Regions from separate parts of the Homo sapiens genome. Here region 1 is linked to region 2. Evidence: chromatin loops called from intact Hi-C (ENCODE). Cell type or tissue: ovary. All regions are shown on one strand. Each heading gives the region's core, and the rest is flanking DNA. Links, peaks and the distances in the headings are about the cores only.

Evidence for each region. Peaks named below come from ENCODE experiments on the same cell type or tissue, not always from the same donor. Only the 100,000 strongest peaks of a DNase experiment are listed, where the experiment ranks them.
Region 1: a loop joins it to region 2, with 2.7 times the contacts of the local background. A loop is called at or near these places in 44 of 110 quality-filtered maps.

What each region holds. Positions count from the first base shown.
Region 1 is chr12:54,961,476-54,972,449 of GRCh38, reverse strand. TESPA1 (thymocyte expressed, positive selection associated 1) reads left to right here. Exons shown (of 11, transcript NM_001136030.3): 4 at 4,558-4,607; 5 at 5,214-5,267; 6 at 6,026-6,062; 7 at 6,299-6,397; 8 at 8,500-8,708; 9 at 9,208-10,019. Among named protein-coding and RNA genes, the nearest start is that of TESPA1, 18 kb to the left of the region's middle. In ovary, for the core only: no CTCF peak of the experiment used is centred there; no DNase peak of the experiment used is centred there.
Region 2 is chr12:54,576,690-54,587,736 of GRCh38, reverse strand. It overlaps PDE1B (phosphodiesterase 1B), which reads right to left. Exons shown (of 16, transcript NM_000924.4): 14 at 11,036-11,047; 15 at 10,392-10,512; 16 at 8,498-9,877. The coding sequence ends at 10,409. PPP1R1A (protein phosphatase 1 regulatory inhibitor subunit 1A) reads left to right here. Exons shown (of 7, transcript NM_006741.4): 2 at 3,417-3,477; 3 at 4,489-4,526; 4 at 4,942-5,005; 5 at 5,606-5,761; 6 at 6,687-6,793; 7 at 7,345-8,491. The coding sequence ends at 7,350. Among named protein-coding and RNA genes, the nearest start is that of PPP1R1A, 6.4 kb to the left of the region's middle. In ovary, for the core only: a CTCF peak has its summit at 7,862 (motif pointing left); a DNase peak (open chromatin) is centred at 7,826; H3K27ac peaks cover 427 bases.

The DNA of each region.
Region 1 (10,974 bases), core at 2,975-10,974, 380 kb before region 2:
GTACAGGGGAAACAGTCAGCTCAGTTAATGTCCTTATCTCATTAACTACTCTTGAGTCATCAATTCATGTCAGCAATTATTAATTACGCTTTTGCTAACTGTCTGATTATCTGAATAACCTAGAGGGGTGCCAAGTAGTTTAAAATATGCTCATTGACTTAGAACATATTTCGTTCTAATTGAAAATAATAAATTCACAGAAATACAAGATAATAAACTCTAGAAATCATCTTTCTTCACTCATGCTCTACAAAGATAAACCCTGAACCAAAATTTATGACAAAAAGGTGGTCTGGTTAGTGAAAAGTCTCCAAGACTTGAGCCTAATTCTTGTGCTACTAAGTGTTTAACCAACCATAAGCTAATAACTTAAATTCTGTTCACTGTAGACGCCTGAGCTATAAAGTGGGACGCTTAAAATAATACAGTCTAAGGGTTCTCGTGAGGTTTAAATGAGATGATATATGTGTATGTGCTTTATGCTTTTAATAGTGAGTGACTGGTGAGTTTTATAAAGGAGGAGTTTATACCTACCTATAATTCCACAAAATGTCTGTCTATATCTATCCATCTATCTACATCTGTTTATTTATCAGAAAAAAAATTCCCAGAAATGATACATATTAACTCTTGGATAGTGATTACCTGGAAGAAGGAAAAGAATTGACTTTAGAAGTAAAATAAGACTTTAGTTATATCTTTAATATTTAATTTTTTATTTTACATTATATATTACTTAATATTTTATTTTTTCCGAAGCAAATATGGCAAAATGTTTACATGTGTGAAAATAGAGTGACTGGTGCAAGGGTATCTGTTACATTTTCATTATGTATCTGTGTTTTGAAAAGATTTCAAATATTTAAACTTCAAAATGGCCATAAAGAGTTAATCAACAGACTTGCATTTGTCTTTGGAAGGGGAATTGTTGGAGTCAGAACATTTTCCAATTTCCTCTGTTTTCTAATTCTGTTTAAGTGTGTAATACTTCTTAATTGCATGGAAAAGCTAGAAAAACTAAAGGACAATAATGACAATGATTGATAGTGAGAGTACACTTGACTTTTGGTAATAGCTAATGAAGAAGATAGAGGGAAAACGCATTCTAAACATGAGATTCTAAATTACCACAGTATTCCATGCTCCAAGGCCACAGAGGAAAGAGGATAAACAAGGAGCCCGCATTTACTGATTATCTGTCCACTCTGCCAGGTGCCCTGAGGGGCACTTTTCAAATTTTATTCCAAGACCATATAGTTTCCATTTTTCTTTCCAAAGCCTAACATCCTCTGGTAGCAAGAGCATCTTCTTTTCTGACAAGCTCTGCAGGAGAGTTCACCAACATCTCAGGCAATTTAGTGTCAATGTTTCTCAGTGCAATTGAATCTAGCGGCCGACTATTCTGCCACAGGATCTGATCATGCATGTCTTTGCAAACTATGCCTCTCCTTTTTTCTTTCTCCTCCTAAGCTCTCGGGATTTTCTGGGACATGACTGTGTTGCTCATGAATCACCAGAGGTGGGGTTGGGAGCCCAAAAATCATCTGTGTGGGCTTCAGCTTAAATCTCTGCAGGCAGGTAGCTATGGAAACATCTAGAAGAAGCTAAAAATAGCCATATACTTCTTCCCACAATCCAACCCCTCCTCCCTACTATTTGTTTATGAACTGCATATACAGAAAGAGCAATACCTTGGCTCTTTCATTTGAGACTTAAAATGATGCTAAGGAATTTTTCAATGCAAGGGTGGGAAAAGGGGAGCAACTATACATCTAGTCCCTGGTCATTGATTTTATGGCCTATCCGATAACCCATGGAAGGCCTGGGACTTGAGTGATGGACATAAAGTCTCAAATCATTGTGCTCGGTGAGAAAGCATCAATAGCTCCAGGCCCATGTCCACACTGCTGTTGTAGGTTCCACAGAATGCCCCAAGACCCACCAATGGCTATTCCTCATAAAGAGAATAGAAATACTTGGCAGATTATAACTAAAGAAGAGAAATGTAGGATAAGCACCCAATAAAAACTTGTATCCAATGAATACAAGTGAGTTTTGCTTTGGACAAACCAGAAATTTTATCAGTGACATTTTAAATGTAAATTGTATTGAAGTTCAGCATACATATCAGTAACATTTTCCTTTTTAATATAAATTATATTGAAGTATAATATACTTACTGAAAAATGAATGAGTATTAAATATGTAGCTGAGGCTAGGCACATGGCTCATGCCTGTAACCCCAGCACTTTGGGAGCCCAAGGCAGGAGGATTGCTTGAGCCCAAGAGTTCAAGACCACCCTGGGCAATGTACCAGTCCTCCATCTCTACAAGGAAAAAAAAACAACAGTTTTTTAAAATTAGCCAGGCATGGCAGCACCTTTAGTCCTAGCTACTCAGGAGATTGAGGCAGGAGGCTCTCTTGGGCTTAGGAGTTCAAGGCTACAGTGAGCTATTCTCACTGTGCTCCAACCTGGGAGACAGAGTGAGACCCTGTCAACAAATAAATAATAGGCAAATAAATAAATACATAAATAGCTCAATGAATTTTCACAAAGGGAATACACCCATGAAACCTAAAGCAGAGCATCACCAGCATTCCAAATGCCTCCTTTCCGTCCGTTTCGTTCACTATCCTGCTTCCAAGGGTAACAAATACCCTGACTTGTAACATCATAGATATGTTTGGGATTATTTTGAACTTTATAGAAATAGAGTCATATAACATGTACTGTTTTATGTGTGTTTCTTTTGCTTAGCATTATGTTTATGATGCTTATCCAAGTATTCGCATGCAGCAGTAACTCATTCTTATTATTGTGTAATATTAAGTTGTATAGTTATTATATAATTGTTTAATTTTATAATAAATAGGGATTTGGAGGCTTCCATTTTTTGGTTATCATGACTAGTATTTACTTGGGGGAACCTATGCAGGCATGTCCATTGGGTACAACCTAGAAATGGAATTGTAGTCTATTTAAATGTACCTCTAGTAATAGTAGGCCTTAGTAGTGGCACTACTGTGCAGCTACAACACAAGCATTAAATACAGTAGTAAATTGCAATATTCTAGTACTTGACTATATTAGCTATCATGCTGTTTTTAGTAGTAATAGTAAATATTACAGTTACACATGTTTGTAGTATTATACCACAACATACTTTATGTAATTATATATTAGGAAGAGAAAAATATATTTATAGTTCTAGGTGCATTATTAGAGTTACCTATTCTTAATGAGCTTGCCTATTATTTCATATTTTATAATGAACCTTTGATGTAGTATTTTTCATAAGGACATATTAAAATTCAGATTTTGGTAAACATGGTTGATTTTTTTGCTATTGAAAGGAGTTACAAGCAAAAGATATATCTATATCTATCTATCTACACACACACATATATATATATATATATATATATACATATATAAATATGTAGTGACTTATTTTGTAAAATTTAGGCAGAACTTGACCTACAGATATTTGGTTAGTAAGCCTATTCCCACTGTTACACACGCCATGAAGTGATACTCCAGTGGCCTGAGAGTAATCTGGATTGCTGGAGACTGATAAAGAGAAAAGCTCCTTTAGGACCAGCACCAGTGGATGCACTTCAGTTTCTCTGCTAACTCACGTTACTGACCCTTTTCCCCTCCAACCTCCACTTGAGATTACATTTAAAGCACCATGAATAACTTCCATGTAAAAAGCTTTAGGAAAGCAAACTCTACAAAATTCACAACATATCAGTGTTTGAAGTAGACTCAGATGATGATAATATCTAGGGTTCCAAATTCCCTTACGTAATATTTGAGAACAAAACAGCCACAATGAGCCAGGACTAGAATCTGGATGTGCTGATCACATTTCAAAGCCCTGTCACAGATTACTTCACACACCTGTTTTGGACAGAGAGAATTTCTTCCTTGTTTGTAAAACTGAGCTGTCTCTCACCACCATTTGTGCTGATTTCGGTTTGTTCTTCTGGTGGAGATGGTAAATGTTTGATAAGACCATGTCTGAAAATTTTAAAATATCTCTAACCAGGATACAATTTCTGCTGTTTCCTGAGTGACATGATATTCAGCAATAACATGGTTCAGAGAGAAGGAAGGAAGTGTGGGTAGTTAAGGTGATCTAAAAGTTTTAAGAAAACCTAGAAATTTATATTTGTGATTTGGAAATTATGGCATGCAAACGCCTGCTTCTATGAATGTAATTCTCCCGTTTTGCTTCAATATTCTTTCTTTCCTGTTTCACCTAAAGACCGAAGAATCATTGTTAAGTTGACTTTCGTCCTTTAGTCCTGTGGCCAGGACAACAGAAGCACAATCTAAAATATAGTGCATTCCAGCCCCAGTTTCCCCAACTACTTCTATGAATTTTTCAGACAAGTAACCACTCTGTCTTTGTTTTCTCCAACATAAAAGCAAATTAAATACTACTGACTCTCACTGGAAAAGAATATGAATATGTGTGAGTTTTTCCATGAAAAAGCTCCTTGGAAAATGTAGTAAGTGACTTCAACCTATAAGACTGTTTTTGGTTTAGATACTCTGAAGAAGGATTTTCTGAGGAAGCAGGACAGTTTATCTACAATGGTGAGTATAGGTTCTGTCCATCTATTTTTCTTCTACCTGGAGAGTGATATACCTGTGCGTGTGTGTATGTGAGTGTTTATGCACATATACATGCATAGGCATGCAAAAGAGTCCCTGAGTGTTCTTAAACTGGCTGCAAAACACTATTCGTGGTCACAAGACTTCAGGAAATCCAGAAGAAAGTGCTGGCTCAGAGCCCACAGGCTCACTAACAGTCATAGGCTATGTTCTGCTAGTGGTTGCTCAGATAACAACCACTGCTATAGGAAAAGAACTTTATAAAATATGTGTTTATATGGGTGTGAGTGCACATCCCCATATGTTTGCTGTTTGGCAGGGGATTGTGTACATAACTATGTGATATAGGGGAAAGGTTATAGGTGAATGCATGTATGATTGTTTCTGAATCAAAAATGAATATGACTTCTGAGGTGATATATGTACAGTTTGTGGTAATTTGACAAACGTGGGTATCTAGTATGATTATCTGGTTGTGCAAGTCTAGTCTAAGGGCATGTGAAGATGTTCGTGTATGCAGGGGTGTGCATGTGCATGTGTATATGTTCCATCCTGGTTTTCTGTGACCCTCACCTGATTATTGGACAGGCTTCTGCAGCCATGGGACCAGCTTTGAAGATGACTTGACCCTGGGAGCGGAGGGTAAGTGGCACAGTTCTCTGAGGTTGGGATGAGAAAACAGGATATACATTGTATGAATTCAGGATAGGATGGAAGTGCAAAACTTCAGAAAGAAACAGCCCATCCCTGGGGTCTTATCTACAGGGAAAGGGCAGTCTCATTATTATCTAATGTAAAATGCAGAAGGCATCACATGCCCAGAAACACCTCCTCATCAGCCTACCATGACTCTTACTGGTTCATCACTGGAACTTTCCTTTGGCCCCTGGGATGATAACATATAAAATTACTATAATGTTTGCTGCCCAGATAGCTTTAAGACTGTTTTCTGTACAGAAACTCCAAACAAGTCTGTGCATTGGATGTAAAATAGAGACTATACTGCAGGAGGAGAAGGACATCAGTAAAGAATGAAAGCACAGCAACCTACCAGTGTCTCCTGGGAGCTGTAAAGACTTGTGTAGGGGGACAGGAACACTAGCCAGGAAGGCCAAATGACTCTATCCTTTTTAGGACAGAGGGGCTCTTGCCTAAACATCAGTCATGGGTCAGAAGTTCATAGGGTTAAGGCCAGTTACTCTCTGGCATATCTGTCCCTATTCCAGAACTGTGTTAGGTAATCTTGAGGCCCCAAGAAGTGCAGAATTTATGGGGTCCAGCTAGCCTGTCATAGTCACAAAAAGAAACAGAGGGGACTGAGTTTTAGGTTCAGAGGGGCAACACAGGTGATTTTCATTTTCCCTTCTAATTTGCTCTTTGCTTCTCTGTTTCTTGTCCAGCCACACTACTGGCCGCCAATGGCAAACTCTTCTCCAGGTAAGTGTTAGGTTCAGCCAGGGTGAATGATGTCTCCTTTAAGAATCAGTGAATTGGGGTAGGTCAAAGAGATTAAAATAAAGAGCTAAAGATTCACATTAGAGAGTGAGACTTTCCAACGAACAAGCACTGCATAGACTACTGTTCAGGGGGTGAATAAGTCCAGCAGGGATTCCTCGAAGCCAGGGTGCAGACTGGAAACAAGATTTGTATGACATCAGCTTTGATCTCTGCAGGAGTTTCCTCGAGACAGCCAGGCCTTGCCAGCTACTTGATCTTGGCTGTAGTTTGGCTTCCAGCAGCATGACTGGGGGGACCAACAAGACTAGTTCAAGGTAGGTACTGAAGTTTGGCAGGGTGGAAGGGTGGAGAAGATGAGAAGCATAGGAGAATGGAACCAAGAGCCATTGCCTGTTTTTTCTGGGATATCTTACTGGAGCTTTTATGCACTTTTACTGCATACTTGAAAAATGTGACCATATTTGTTTCAAGAATTGTGAAAGACACAGAGGAGTCTTCTCAGAGCTGAATACTATGTGTAAAATACAGGTGTCTCCTCCCACTGAAACTTGTACCCCAGGAGGTATAGTACTGGTACCATCACAGTTCCAAGACTCAGAGTAGGTGCTCAGTAAACAATGTATTGATTAATTGACTAATTTGTTGACTGAATGAAGCAATAAAATATTAATTCATTCGGACAGGCAGGCCAGGCAATGACTGTATGGAATTTGAAAAAGATGAAGCAGCACTATTCACAATAGCAAAGACATGGAATCAACCCAGCTGCCCATCAGTGATAGACTGGATAAAGAAAATGTGGTTCATATACACGAATACTAGGCAGCCATTAAAAGGAACGCGTTCGTGTCCTTTGCAGGGACATGGATAGAGCTGGAAGCCGTTATCCTCAGCAAACTAACACAGGAACAGAAAACCAAACACCACATGTTTTCACGTCTAAGTGGGAGCTGAACAATGAGAACACATGGACACAGGGAGGGGAACAACACACACTGGGACCTGTCAGGGGATGGGGTGAGAGGAGGGAGACCATTGGGAAAAATAGCTAATGCATGCTGGGCTTAATACCTAGGTGATGGGTTGATAGGTGCAGCAAACCACCCTAGCACACGTTTACCTATGTAACAAACCTGCACTTCCTGCACATGTACCCCAGAACTTAAAACAAAAATGAAAATAAAAAAAGAAAAGATGAAGCGGACAAATAGCTTGATCCCAGGAGCTGAATGATTTCATAGGGTGGACAAAATATACACACAAATAACTCTTTGAAAAAGATGAAAAGTCAGGAAAACTAGTATGATATAATGAAAAGTATCTGAAATTTGAAGTCAAAATTTGAATTTGAGACCTGGTTCTGAGACTTAAATTTTGTCACATGACCAAATTTAGTAATTTATCCTCACTGAGCCTTAGTCCTAGTTCATACCCTAGTTCAATTTAATCAGAATGTCTGAAGATGGGATTCAAATATATGCATTTTTAAAGCCTGCAAAGGTGACCCTAACATGTAGCCATGGTTGAGAAGCACTGATCCAGTTTTACGCCCACAATTCACAGATAGGGAAACTTAGGACCATGGAGATAAAAGCTGGCAAGGACAAGAGTAGATCCAGGGATTCCGACCGTCCAGCTATTAGCTAAACAAGATGGTCCCTATTTGATCAAAAAGCCCAGCATACTTTCTGAAGAGAGTGATAGTGATTATTCAAAGCCTCAAATAATAACAGCTTCCCTTAGCCTCACTGTCTGAAACACAATTACTAAGCTCTAGTGTCACCCAAGTTGGTGGAACTCCGATTTAGACATAAATCCAGGTTGATACCATAAAGAGAGAGTGCGTGCACGGGATCTTCTGTGACACAGGACTTCTGTACTGAAAATAGTGCTAGAAAGGAGCATACCTCTCAAAATCAGGTTTTGGATGTGCTTATTGATTACTTTTTGCCCTAAGATCAAGAATAAAAATGTTTACCTTCAGGGGTTCTATGTTTCTTACATATTCATTGCTTAGTTGTCCCACGCAACAACCACTGGGGCAAGTCGGATGGCAAATTTGGGAACTGAGCACTTAATGATGCAACTGTGAAATTTATTTGTATCTATGCTGCTCTTATTTTTCAAAATCCTTTTATATTTACTTAAATTTTTATTCGTCTGCAATAAGTTGTTCAAAGTACTGTACTAAAATTTTATTCAGTTTTTATAACTAGGGTTGGATTGTAGTTTCCATGTTTCCAACAGATAATTTAGGTTCAGAGAAGTGAAAGCTTTTCTCAAAGTCACAGTGAAAAGTAGAGAAATGGACAGAAAAGAATTTCAGTCTTCTGACACTTTTATTAGATATTCTGATATTCTGAATTACCATGTGTCTCAAAGTTGTCCCTTATTTACCCAAACTCCCTCATTTCAGCATCTCAGAAATTCTGGACAAAGTGCAAGAAGATGCAGAAGATGTCCTCTTCAGTCTGGGCTTTGGCCAAGAGGATCACAAAGACACTTCTCGGATACCCGCCCGATTTTTCACCACCCCCTCTCAGGCCAAGGGCATTGATTTCCAGCTCTTCCTGAAGTCCCAGGTGCGGAGGATTGAAATGGAAGACCCCTGCCTCATGCTGGCCAGTGAGTGTCCCTCCCAGGCACCTGCTCTACTTCCCTTTTCCTTTAGATTTTCACAGCAGGGCTCAGTGGCTTCAAATCCTGCTTTCTCTTGGTTATCTTTAACCCTTTGCCTATTGTGTCTATTTCCTCTTATGTTGTCTTCAGTGAAGATGGAGAACTCTGTCTGATTCTTTCTCTTAAAGAAATAGCCTTTAAGAGACTTCAGGCCACTACTGCTTCCTTTAGGCCTTCTTGCCTTTCAGTCAATCATATCAGCATGATGTCTATAAATCTTATCCCTCTTTTTTGTTTCCCAGTTGGAATATCTACATGGGATGGGGTGTCAAGAAGTTACGAAATTCCAGAAAAAGAGTGTTAGAAATCTAAAAGGGAGAAACACTAGTAGGAAAATTGGAAGCTTCTCCCTGAATTTTGAGCTTTGGGGAGCCTCCTGAAGGGAGAGATTTAAGAAGATTTGCTGATGAACCCCAGACTTACCATCTTTAACTCTTGTACCCAGGCAGGTTTAAGCAGGTGCAAACACTGGCTGTCACTGCTGATGCCTTCTTCTGTCTCTACTCCTATGTGTCTAAGACACCTGTCCAAAAGTTCACACCATCCCACATGTTCTGGAATTGCAACCATCCAACTGATGTGCCATCCATCAGGATTCTGTCCCGAGAGCCTGAACCCCAGTCACCCAGAGACCGCCTTCGGAAAGCCATCTCCAAGATGTGTCTGTACACATGCCCCCGAGACCGGCCACCACCACCCCACAACACCCCCAAAAGGAACAGTTTGGACCAAGTTGTGTTGGAAGTGATGGACAAAGTGAAAGAAGAGAAGCAGTTCCTCCAGCAAGACTCTGATTTGGGGCAATTCTCACAGGAAGATCCTGTGCCCCCTGCTGAGGGTAAGAAGTTGCCCACTTCTCCCTATCCATGTGTCTTCTGCTGTGAAGAGGAAACACAGCAGAGGATGTCCACAGTGCTAGCACCATCCCAAACTCTGGATTCGAACCCCAAGGTACCCTGTTGCACACATTCTCTGCCCATAGAAGATCCACAGTGGAGCACAGACCCAGCTCAGATAAGGAGAGAGCTGTGTAGTCTACCAGCCACCAATACGGAAACCCATCCAGCCAAGGATGAGACTTTCTGGAAAAGAAAGAGCAGAGCAAGAAAGAGCCTCTTCCAGAAGAATCTCATGGGCAGGAAGGTTAAGTCCTTGGACCTGTCCATCACCCAGCAGAAATGGAAGCAGAGTGTAGACAGACCAGAACTGCGTCGGTCTTTAAGCCAGCAGCCACAGGACACTTTTGACTTGGAGGAGGTAAGTGGGTTGGAGGTGAGGGAGAGACTGGCAGAGAAAGGCTGTAGATTCTTTCCCAGAAGATGAAGGGTTAGAACCCTTGGGGGAAAAATAATCCAGGCTTCCTGTCCTAGCCAGATATACCACTTTCTGATTTCAATTCAGGGTTAATATACAGGGAGAAAGAGACAGAGGCCTGGTTTCCTAAGAGCAGTCGAGTTTTCAGAGCTCCTTTGGTAATACCTGATCTGATTGCCATTTAATGTTCCCATTAAGTACACCTCTCATCACCATTTGTTGTGGTCCTCATGAGATTACAAATGGAGAGCAGTTTTACACAAAGCTAACCACTCTTAAATAAAATAAATTCTCCCTTACCTTGACAAATATCTAACCATAAAGACCCAGAAGTCCAGATTTCAATCTAGGATTCTCAGACTGTTAGGACTTCTGTGCTAAAATGTGACAGTGTGAGCAGAACCACTCCCCAGCTCCTGACCTGTTCCCTTATCTTCCAGTGCCCAGACCTGTCCTATACCATAAGGGACCTTGCATGTCCATGTTTGGTTACCCGAGCCTGCACATCCAAATGCCACAAGCTCCCACCTACACAAAGAGCCATTGGTCATCATTTGGGCCTAGGCTGCATACACTACTGGAGAGGTCAGCCCTTGAGAGAACAGTCATCAGGCAAAACCAGCGCACATTCCTGCAACCGGCTTGGGGCCATTTGACCAGCAAACTTTGTGATTCTGGGTAACCAAAGAATGTTCTAGAAGGAATAGTGCAGGACTAGGTGGGCACATTCTCTAAGTCCACCAACTCTTCGTGTTCTCTAAGTCCACCAACTCTTCTGACCCTCTAAGACTCAGAACTCCTCTCGCCTGGGTCTATGGAAGATACTTCCATGAAGTGTTGGGATCTCTTTAAAAAGCTTTTAAATCCTTGCCACAAAAAGAAGCCGTGATTATTTGAA
Region 2 (11,047 bases), core at 3,048-11,047:
GTCCAGGTGGGACTGAGCCAGCAGCACTGGGAGGCCAGAGGTGGAGTCTTTCCAGGGGCTGGGGTCCAAGCTGAACAATATGCAAGGGAGAAGCACTGTGACAGCCTTGGCTCAAGGGGTGGGAGTCCAGGGCCCTGGCCCAGCCTCCTAGCCTGGTCTATTTTTAGCTCAGAGCAGCCTGGCAGAGGGGGCAGTGTATGAGAGTGTGTGAGCAAGTGTATGCCTCGGTGAGAGTGAGCGTATGTGTGGAGAGGGTGGCCACCCGTGGTCCTTACTACTCCTTGTTTGCCAAATATTTGCTTATTTGCCTATTGCTCCATCTCTTTGTAATCTCTGTCCATTTGCCTAGACATTCCCATTCCTAAAGAATATCAATTTCCCACAAGGTCAGTTCTCTGTTTCTCTCAACAAGCTGCCAGGCTCTGGCTGGCCACCCCCAACCTGAAAAAAACTTTGTGACCTCTTGGGATGAGGTGGAGAGAGTGTTTTTTGTCATTTTTGTTGCTCCAGCTGTTTGGTAGAATAAGGTCTGATGTGAAGGGAAGCGGGCAGGGGTACACACTCTCCCTACCACTTCAGCTTCCCAATGTGGAGATAGGGTTAGGTACCTGCGTCTCCGTCCTCTCTCTGGCCTGGGGTGAGCCACCACCTCAGAGCTCTAAGGTGTGACTACGGGAAGGCTCTTGGTGAAGCCTCACAAATCTGTAGAGGATGAGGAGGATGGAGAGCCATCAGCATGGGTTGTGTTCCCTGGGAGTCAGGGGAAAGGCTGCTATGCCTGGAGGCAGGGCATCAGCCAGGATAACCTCAGACCCAGGAAAAAGGGCTCAAGAGTCTGGACTGTGGAGGTTGGGGATGCAGTTCCAAGGAGAACTGCCTCCCACTGGCACAGACAGGGCCCGACACCTGTATCTGTTGGGTGTTGGAGGAGGCAGGTGTAGTAGGTGGGTAGGGAGGAGGAGGAGGAAGGCCAGCTGGTTCAGGGATCTAGGAGACAAGGGAGGGGCACAAGGCAATCCTGAGGAGTCAGAGGGAAAAAAGAGAGCCGGGACTTGGGCCTACTTTCACTAATCTTCAGAATTTGTGTCTCTTAGGCCTGAAATTCTTCCTGTGGCCTAACCTCAGCCCCTCCTGCTGTGTTAGGCAAAAAGCTCCAGGCTTGGCAGGTGCTCCTAACCCAGACCAACATGGGAGGGCAAAAGGAGTTGGAAGCTCTGAGTTATAGAGCACAGAGTGGCAGGCGGTGGAGGGGTGCCCACAGCTTCCAGATCCTTGGCATGACTGCTTTGGAAAGAAATCCGAGGCGAAGTTATCACATGCTCCTGAGAGCTAGGATTTGGGATAGGTATGAGAAAAGGAAAAGAGACCATCTACTTATTTCCCACTAGTTCAGGTGCCTGGGAGGTACCTCAGGAAGTCTGACTTTCCTCCTTCCTGCTGTAAGGGTATCACGATTCCCAAGGACTCTGAATGCTTAGAAACCTTGTCCAAAGCAAAGGAATAGGTCAAGGAAGTGATGTGTCCAAGACCAGACAGCCCTGCTGCCCTCTGTCATACTTGCAGTCTCTTTCTTGGGCTCCCCACTCTGATGTTATCTCAACCCACTGATCGCCACTCCACCCTCCTTGTCTCTTTCCTACTACCACCACCACACCCTGCCCCTCCAGGATGGAAAGAAGTAGAGGAGTCTTCTAGTTGAAGGATGGCCCCCACCCCATATACATGAAGCAGATGGTCCCCAGCCCATGTGTATCAGGAATGACCAGAGACGACTCACAGTTAATGTCTGTGCGGCTCATCCATGTGCACACTTACACACATACACAAAGGACTGGTACTGCGGGGACCTTGCAATGTCACCAAAAACAGATGCCACTGAATTCTCCTGGGAAAATGATGCCCTACCCCCACATACCCCCATTCTTTGCATCCTGTTTCTTCTTTGGAAAGAGTTCCCCCCTCAGGCTTAAACAGCCCATCTTACCATAGCCAGTACCCCCCACTTTTCTGGGCATAGAGAGGGGCAGTGTTCACCTCTGTCATCCCCCCACGGCCAGTGGTGATGATTCTAAATAATGGACATGCAAAGATAAGGGTTTGATCATTCAGTGTCCTCATCCTACTCCTCTCAGCCCAGGATAATTCTAGCCCTTTTCCCAGCCCCATTTGCCTTCCCTCCCCACTGCTAACCTAGAGGGTCATCCTCTAACCCCCATCCTTCCACTTGCTTCCAAGCCTCTAAAGCCTCCAGAGAAAGGGGGAAAACTACACCTCCCAGGAGTCCTTGAACTGACTTCAACAACAATCAACTTTATTGGCAGCGTGACAAAAGAACAACAGTGGGGGGAAAGGGGGCTCAGAGGCAGGGCAGTCAGTCAGCTTTATATGTTAATTTCTTAGACTAGGACCTGGAGCCTAGGATAAGATTTTTCAGCTACGCTTTGGGCCCTGACCAGGGTCCTGCCTAGGGCTCCTCCTTGTATTGATATTATATCTACCATGACAAGGATTCCCCCAACCCCATTTCTTGACAAATCAGAAAGGCAATGTATCCAAGGACAGAGAGGACATTAGGGAGTGAGGGGCACAGGCCAGAGGAGATGCACGTTCAGATCCTCCTCTGTGCTGTCCTCCCAGGCTGGGGGGCGCTTGAAAAGGATGCTCTCTCCAGGCGCTGTCACACAAAATGTTAACATCTTGCTTGGGGAGTGGGTTAGAACACTGAGAGAAAGCCCTGTGCCCTCTTAAGTTATTTCTGACCATTGATCCAGGATGGACGGAAGGACAGCAAGCCAGAGATCAATGCATTAGAGCAGATATGCTTAGATGGAGAGCTGGGGCCAGGACCAGGGGGAGGTGGAGAGACAGAACAGGGGAATGGGGGCATGCAGGGAGGCGAGGTGGTCTTCTGGATCCTTAGGATTAGCTCTCCCCAGGGGAGGGGGAGGAGCCCAGGGATGTTCACCCTGGTTCACCAATGTAACATGGCATTTTTTTTTCAACTTTTATTTTAGATTCAGGGGGGTACATGTGCAGGTTTGTTACAAAGGTTTATTACATGGTGCTGAAGTCTGGGATATGATTGACCCAGAGAGTGAACATAGTACCCAATAGGTAGTTTTTCAGCCCTTGCCCTCCTCCCTCCCTCTCTTTTATTCCCCAGTGTCTATTGTTCCTATCTTTATGTCCATGAGTACTCAATGTTTAGCTCCCACTTATAAGTGAGAACACGCAGTATTTGGTTTTCTGTTTCTGCATAAGTTTGCTTAGGATAATGGCCTCCAGCTGCATTAACATGGCATTTTTTGAGGTGTGTTAAGTAGGCTAGCCTGGATTATGTTACTGAGTGGTTTTGGGTGGGGCTTTGATGCTTCCACGTGTACTTGACCTCTTCCCCATTTCCCACCTTCCCTCAGATTCGGAGGCGCCGCCCCACCCCTGCCACCCTCGTGCTGACCAGTGACCAGTCATCCCCAGGTAAGCCAAGGGATAGGTTGCTGAAGGGCGTGGGGGCCACTATGGCAGCAGGTCCCAATGAGAAGATGGGCGCTAGATGGAAGAAGAACAGCTCTGAGAAGGCGGGGATGTCCTCAGTACTGAAGGCAGGAAGGTGGTGGCTAGATTGCAGAATATTCTTTGCTTTTGGAAAGATGGAGCAGTTCTAGGAAAGGGAGGGAGACCACCTGGCTCCTAAGCCCCCCAGGAATTGGGGTGGTCAACTGAGTGCTGGTTGCTGCGACAACAGCCTTCCAGATTTCTCCAGCAACTGAGATGCTGCCACCCCCACCCCCAGAGGCAGTGTCAGCTGTGAGGGGGAGGGACCGCCTCCACCAGCTCTTCACAGCCCCCAGAGGGGGAGGGGAAGGTTAGAAGCAGCTCAGGGAGCAGCTGAGATTCTGGTCACCAGCATCCCCATCGAGGTCTGGGGAGAAAACAAGTTCTCAGAGAATGGTAGAGAGCTTGACAGGAGTATGGAAGCGAGGGGGACAGGCTAAGAAGCTAGGCTGGGGTTCAGGATGCCGGGGTCTCCAGCTTGCCTCCAGCTATACCTTCCAGACCCTGCACAGAATAAATTGACTGTCCTCTATCACTGTTCCCTCCTATGCAGGGCTTAGTTCTGGCTGACCCTGGGGTGGGGGAATGATTGGAAAGAGAAAGAGACATGGATACTTCAGAGGAGGAAAAAAAGCAAAAAGACTACAGATCCTGCCTTTGGGGATCTCCAGGTCTGAGGCAAAGATGCAGACGCAAATTGACCACAGAGCCAAGGACGGGACTAGATGCAGAGGGATGGAGGCAGCGGAAGCACAGGAGAGGAGCTTCGGGGAGGAGGTCTGGGGCAGCCATGAGGGCCAAGAGCCTGGGGGCAGATGTGAGGGACAGATCAGGAGGAGCATGGCTGCAGAATCCCCTCCCCTGAGAAGTCAGCTCTATGGGGATCCCTGGTTTCCTGTCCTTATCACCCTCTCCTTTCCCTGTTCCCTTCAGAGATAGATGAAGACCGGATCCCCAACCCACATCTCAAGGTGAGCTGGCCCATCCCACTAAGCCCAGCCCAAAAAACCCCCACATTCATTAGGGGATTATTCCTTAAAACCCTGCCGCCCATCTCTAGGATCTTTTTGACTCCCGCTTCCCTGTACCTCTACCCCCCAAATGTGCATGAGTGAACATATACACATGCACCCCACACACACACACTCACATACACACACACACTCACAGTCTCCTTGCTCACCATTGTCGAGGTGGTTGGGGAAGCAGGCGTTTTCTTACCCCACTTTTTGAAGCTCACACCTACCCCAGGCTCCAATCCAAAAGCCTGGCAAGGCAGAGGAGGAAGGCAAGGGGGGCTGGAGGGCATGGGGGGCTAGAGGGCAAGGGAGGGGTCTGGAGAGCAAGGGGGGGCTGGCGCCCATCTGTGCTCTGTGCCCTTCACAGTCCACTTTGGCAATGTCTCCACGGCAACGGAAGAAGATGACAAGGATCACACCCACAATGAAAGGTTTGCAAGACCCCTCCCATCCCTTTTTCTCCTCTGTGCCTGAAGCTGAAGAGGAGACCGAATGCCCTTTGGAAGGGAGGTCGTTAAATCTGCCTTTATTATGGTAGAACTGTTGCTAGACGAACTGAGGCTGAAATCCCAGTTTTGCCACTGACTAGCTGGGTGATCTGGGAGAAACTGCTTAACTTACTGAGCCTTGAATACTACCTCATTATGGCAGATAAAATAATATATGTGAACTCACCGGCACAGTGCACAACATGTACAAGATACTCAAATTTTTCTTGAATCTAAATTGAGCCTTTCCACCTTCCCCCAGGGAAGACCATGTATCCCAGCAAGTGAGGAGTATCCCTTGTTCTTAAAGCCTCTTCTCCTATGCCTCCCTTATCTGTGAAGAAGAGTACTTTTTATGGTCTAGTTTTCATTCCTCCTTATTGCCAGCTAATGTCCCCTCCTTGTTCAGATCTCAGTGGATGGGAAAGTCAAACACCCAGCAATGTGTGCTGAGCCTTTAGTGGGGCTGTTGAATCCGGAGGCCCACAGGGGAGACGCTAGGCAGTCATATCCAGTGTTCCCTCCCTTTCTCTGTGTCCCCAGAGCTCCAGATGATGGTTGAACATCACCTGGGGCAACAGCAGCAAGGAGAGGAACCTGAGGGGGCCGCTGAGAGCACAGGAACCCAGGAGTCCCGCCCACCTGGGATCCCAGACACAGAAGTGGAGTCAAGGCTGGGCACCTCTGGGACAGCAAAAAGTATGTTCAGGCTGGGGAGGGCCCCAGGCATCCTATTTCCCAGCCCAGCAGGAGGCAAGCCTTACCCACTGCGGGGAGGGGAAAGAGTTGGAGCCTGGGAGAGGCCTAGTAGTAGGCAAAAACTGTCTCAAGGATATGGATCTGTTGGCATGTTCGGCATATATTTGAATCTTCACTTTTCCTTACTGAGTGACACCAAGCCCTCCCAACTTGAACCTCAGAGCCCCACTGTGGCTACATGGGGGAAACCCACCTTCATGGGAACAGCAATCACAGGCTAGAATCCTGGCTCGGCCACTTGCTACCTTACCAGCTGAGAGGCCTTGAACGACTTAACCTCAGGGTATAAAATGATAATGAGGGTGCCTGTTGCAGTGGGTTGTGTGTGACTATTAAATGAGACTGGCTGTTGACACAGCACCCGACACACACAGAGCATGCAATAAGTGGAAGCTGGTAGCAGTGCGCTATGTCCCTTATCCTAGATATATTCCAGAATTCAGAATGCTTCCAATTTTATGAAGATATAGTACATAAACTGTGTATCGCATAGTATTCCCGGCAGAGAACCCTACAATCAAACACATAATATTTCTGCAATCCAGTGAATGGTCTCACTAAGCAGAATAAAGACTAAAAACAGCCTCCTATGAGTTCATGTCAGGTTTAGACACATATTGAGTTTTGTTTTTTAAACTGTAGAGGGTTTATTCTTTCCAATTTGATTGAAGATTTTTTAAAAGTGAACATATAGTAGTAATTGTGATCAAAGAAAACCCTGTTGGTCTTGCCTGATTGCACCCAACTTGGTCCTGGGGCCCTCTCAGGGGCCACTGGGGTATGGGTGCAGTGAGGAGAAGCAGTTCCCTCCCCAACACCTTTATGAATGCCACCTCTTCCTCCCACCCCTATGTTCCCTCCCCAGAAACTGCAGAATGCATCCCTAAAACTCACGAGAGAGGCAGTAAGGAACCCAGCACAAAAGAACCCTCAACCCATATACCACCACTGGATTCCAAGGGAGCCAACTCGGTAAGACCCCAGGGCTGGGCTGCCAGGTCATAGGAGAGGAGGCTAATATTGTGGACAAAAGCAAGGGGCTAATATTTGGAGTCTAGGAAAAGGAAAACAAAGAACCAGCTTCAGTCCCTAAAAAGTTATTCTTTATGGTAAAAGGACTTGTATCTCCTCTGACAGACAAAAAGAAATGGATAGCTGCAGCAAGAAGGATTGAGATTAGACTTTGTGTAGGACTTCTGGCTCCTGGAATGGGTGAGAGCAGTAGGCCATGGATTTTTTGATAAAGGGGATTTGGAACCCGAAGGGAGATCCTCACCTGCCCAGCTGAAGTGGGCAGTGGCTCTCCCTGCCTGGAGGATGCATTGATGAGATAACTTCCTGAGCTTTGATTTCATAATCCGCAGCCCCCTGCATAGACTGGACACAGGAAGGACTGCTCTCAGACATCAGAACAAGCTTTCTGAGACATTAGATGTTGACAAATGGGATGGCCAGAAGGGGAAGGGACAAAATGACCCTCTGGCCTCTCACCTTCTCTTTCTGTCCCCTTTCCCCCATAACAGGTCTGAGAGAGGAGGAGGTATCTTGGGATCAAGACTGCAGTTTGGGAATGCATGGACACCGGATTTGTTTCTTATTCCTTCACTTTTGGGGAAAATCTCTTGTTTTTAAAAAGTGATAAATTTGGTGTTAGGTCCTTGGCACTTTCCTTCTTTTCCAACTGGGAGAATCCTTTCTCCCTGCCTTCTTGCCCTGCCCTCTCTGTAGCCCCCACCCTCCTGCCAAGCTGCCTCTGGGAAGGAAGAAACAGGAGCTAGGCAGAAGCCTTGAGCAGGGAAGAGTTCTTCCCTTAGCCCTGACTTTACTTGCTGTGGGAAGAGAGATGAGGGTCAGATAGGTGGGAGGACTAACTTCCAGGGTGCCAAGAAGGAAGAAAAGCCCCAGGTTCTCTTTTCTTATTGAGGAACGATCCGACCACCTCACAGGCCTGCCCTGCAGCTGGAAGACTCGGCGCTCTAAGGCCTGTGCCGTGTCCAGCTGTGACTGTGCGGTGGGCTCCATCTGCTGGACAAAAGGGGAACTGCACCATGGCACTTGGCCCATGGGAAAGAGGGTATGGTGGTGTGCCGATACCTCCTCGCCTGCCCTCCAAGCCCCAGCTGCCTTCCTTTTGGATTCCCAAGCTTCAGGATGTGTTCCCTCTTCCAGCTGTGGGACCGCTGTCCCTTATTTCAACCCGTTAGCAACAATGGATAGAGAACACAGTGGCTATTAATGAAGAGGCCCATGCTGGAGACTGGAAGGGTTCCCTTGTCCTAGACATTGAGGGGCCCAGATAAGACCAAAACCAAGCATAAGAGAAGAAACTGTCTCAGATCTCACGGCCAGGCCTCTCTCCTGCTGCTGTTTTTGATTTTCCCAGGTAGTGGGAGAGAGGAAAGGAGGGAAGGCAAGATTCTTTCCCCCTCCCTGCTGAAGCATGTGGTACAGAGGCAAGAGCAGAGCCTGAGAAGCGTCAGGTCCCACTTCTGCCATGCAGCTACTATGAGCCCTCGGGGCCTCCTCCTGGGCCTCAGCTTGCCCAGATACATACCTAAATATATATATATATATATATGAGGGAGAACGCCTCACCCAGATTTTATCATGCTGGAAAGAGTGTATGTATGTGAAGATGCTTGGTCAACTTGTACCCAGTGAACACACACAGTCAGGCCTGGTCTCCCTTCTTTATTGTTCTCTGGCTATAGCAGGGGTCTGGGAAACCAAGGGCAGGGGTGAGTCACATGCGTCTCTGCCCTTCTCGGGGTGGGGTAGGGTGGAAGTACCAGGGTAGCAGGTCTAGGAGACCATGGATGTGGATTTCGCATGAACAGGGCCCACTGTACAAATGCATGGTTGGTATTTACAAGAAAGAAGGAGGGCAGTCACCTGGACTTTGGCCTTTCCTGGGGCAAGGTGGGGGCAAGGAGGAGCCTGAGGAGAGGAAGGGGCACCGCGCCTGGCTGGGTTCTCTCCAGAGGACAGGAAGGCAGCAGCCCTGAGCCCCTTGTCCATCTGCCTTTCACCGACTACCCCTCACTTGTCTCAGGGGAGGAGCTTCTTAGTGCCTGCAGCTGGGCCAGTTCTGGGACGTGGAGAGGAGGGGACAGACCCTCTCTTTTAGCAATGCAGGATTACTCACCCTCCCCAGGCACCCTTGACCCTAACCCAGCTGGTGTCGATACATTCTGAAGGTGCTTTGCTGGGGAGATCCTCAAAGCACTTTACAGACATTGGTCGGATGGAGCCTCCCAGCCCCAGGGGAGAGGAAGGAGGCAAAGGGCTCCGGACTCAGGGCAGGCGACAAGCCCCAGGGGCCCAGACCAGTCCCAAGGAAGGTCCCAGGAAAGGCCTCCCGCAGCCCCTGGTCACAATGGCTCCTTTTGCCCCAGTCACTGTATCAGAAAGGGAGGGAAGGAAGATTCAGAGGATCAGGCTGGAGATGGGGCTGAAGCAGCGCAATTCTGGGGTGAAGAGGATGTCCTCTCCACCCCATTCCCAGGTCCTAGAAAGGTACCATGCCCTGAAGGAATCCACTCCCCTCCCCACACATAGGGCTCTGAAAACCCCCAGCTTTCTATCCTATTCCAGCCCTTCCCAGGGGAGGAAAAGGGGCACCCAGACCTGCCAGCTAAGATCTGGGGTGGGGGGCTGAGGGAACCCCCAAAATGTATTGCTTAGAAACTTGGAGGCAAAAAGGATGGGGGAGGTCCCAGGGGGCTGGCATCTCTGACCCTTCCCCAAGGCCCTGGGAAGCCTCCAGGAAGCTCCCCGCTCCCTGGCAGCCACCTGGCCATGAAGAGAATCCAGAGGCTGAGGGATGGGCACAGTGACCACTGGGAGCCTGAAGTTCCCCAGTCTTGCTGCCGGAACATTAAAGTGCACCCCAGTGGGTGTCAGGTGGGGAGGGGCCCTTTCCCCAACCCCAAATCTCTGGCATTTGGCCTTCAGGTGGGTTGTTTCTTCCACGACCACGCTCCCTTGGAGCAGATGGGGGAGCCAGTCCTGATGGATGGTGCTGATGACATCAAACACTTTGGACTCAATGAAGACCTGGGGAAAGAGGGAGAAACTTCAGTGCCCTGAGCTTTGCCTTCACCTCCAACCTGACCTTCCTTCTCCAAGTCCTGATCCCCACTCAGTCCCGAGTAGAGCTGTGCAAAAAATGCCCTTCAGAAGGGTGCCCAGCCAAGGGGGTGAATAGGGGCTGAAGTCGAAGTCACGTTCAGCTGCCCTCACTGAGCTGTGTGCCCTGGCTGGGCTCCTTTTCCCTAACCCTCCCTAAGGTGCGGTGCAGGTTAGCTGTCACCTGGCATGGGCCCACCCTGTTCTGCTGCTGTTCTGAGAAGGTACCTCCTTTGTTCCTGCAGGGACTGGGGGACAGAAGAGCGTGGGAGGATTTCCCTGCTCCACCCACACTTTGGCTCCATTCTATGTCTTCACTCGCTCCATTTTACTGCTCAAAAGGGGAGAGAGAATGTCGCATCCACTGGAGCCCAGAGACGACCCAACAAAGATGCCATGATAGACACCAGCTCTCCTACACCCTCCACCACAACAGGCTCACCTGGGCCAGCCCCAGGGCTAATCCAGATTCCCATTCTGGTTGTGTTCATCTTCGGCAGGGGATGGGGGGGCCTCTTCTTCACAGGGGGACAGCTCGTCAATGGACATCTGGTTGGTGATGCCTGTAGAGGAGCATAAAGGAGGCTGAGCTTAGGCCAAGAAGTATTCTTCCCCAGAACCCAAGGAGTATGTGGAGACATGTAAGGGATTCTCATCCATCAACCTGCCTTCAAGCTGAACTACATTCAACCCATCCCCACTTGGGAAGAGCCTCTCCAGCCTTGCTAAAACTCAGAACCCTCAACACCACCCTACCACCCCCTCACACAGGAAGAGATTTCCCAGCCAGGGCCACCAAATTAGCCAAATCTACAGGGGCACCATTTACAGGGACCACAGTGTGCACAGGGACCCTTGGGTTGTGGAATATCTGACTGTCTCTATCATCTCTACGGCCCCCATTCTTAGAACATTCCAGGCCACTCAGCCAGTCTTTCCTGTGATCTAACTGGTCTGATCAGCTCCACTCCCAAATCAAGGAGTCCGGCAAAGGGTTTCCCCAGGGGCTTAAGAAAAATGGACCTCCTAGTGCTCCATGATCCACCCACACAAGTTCTCACCCCTGCCCTCTGCCATGGTACCCACCACTTGCTGCCC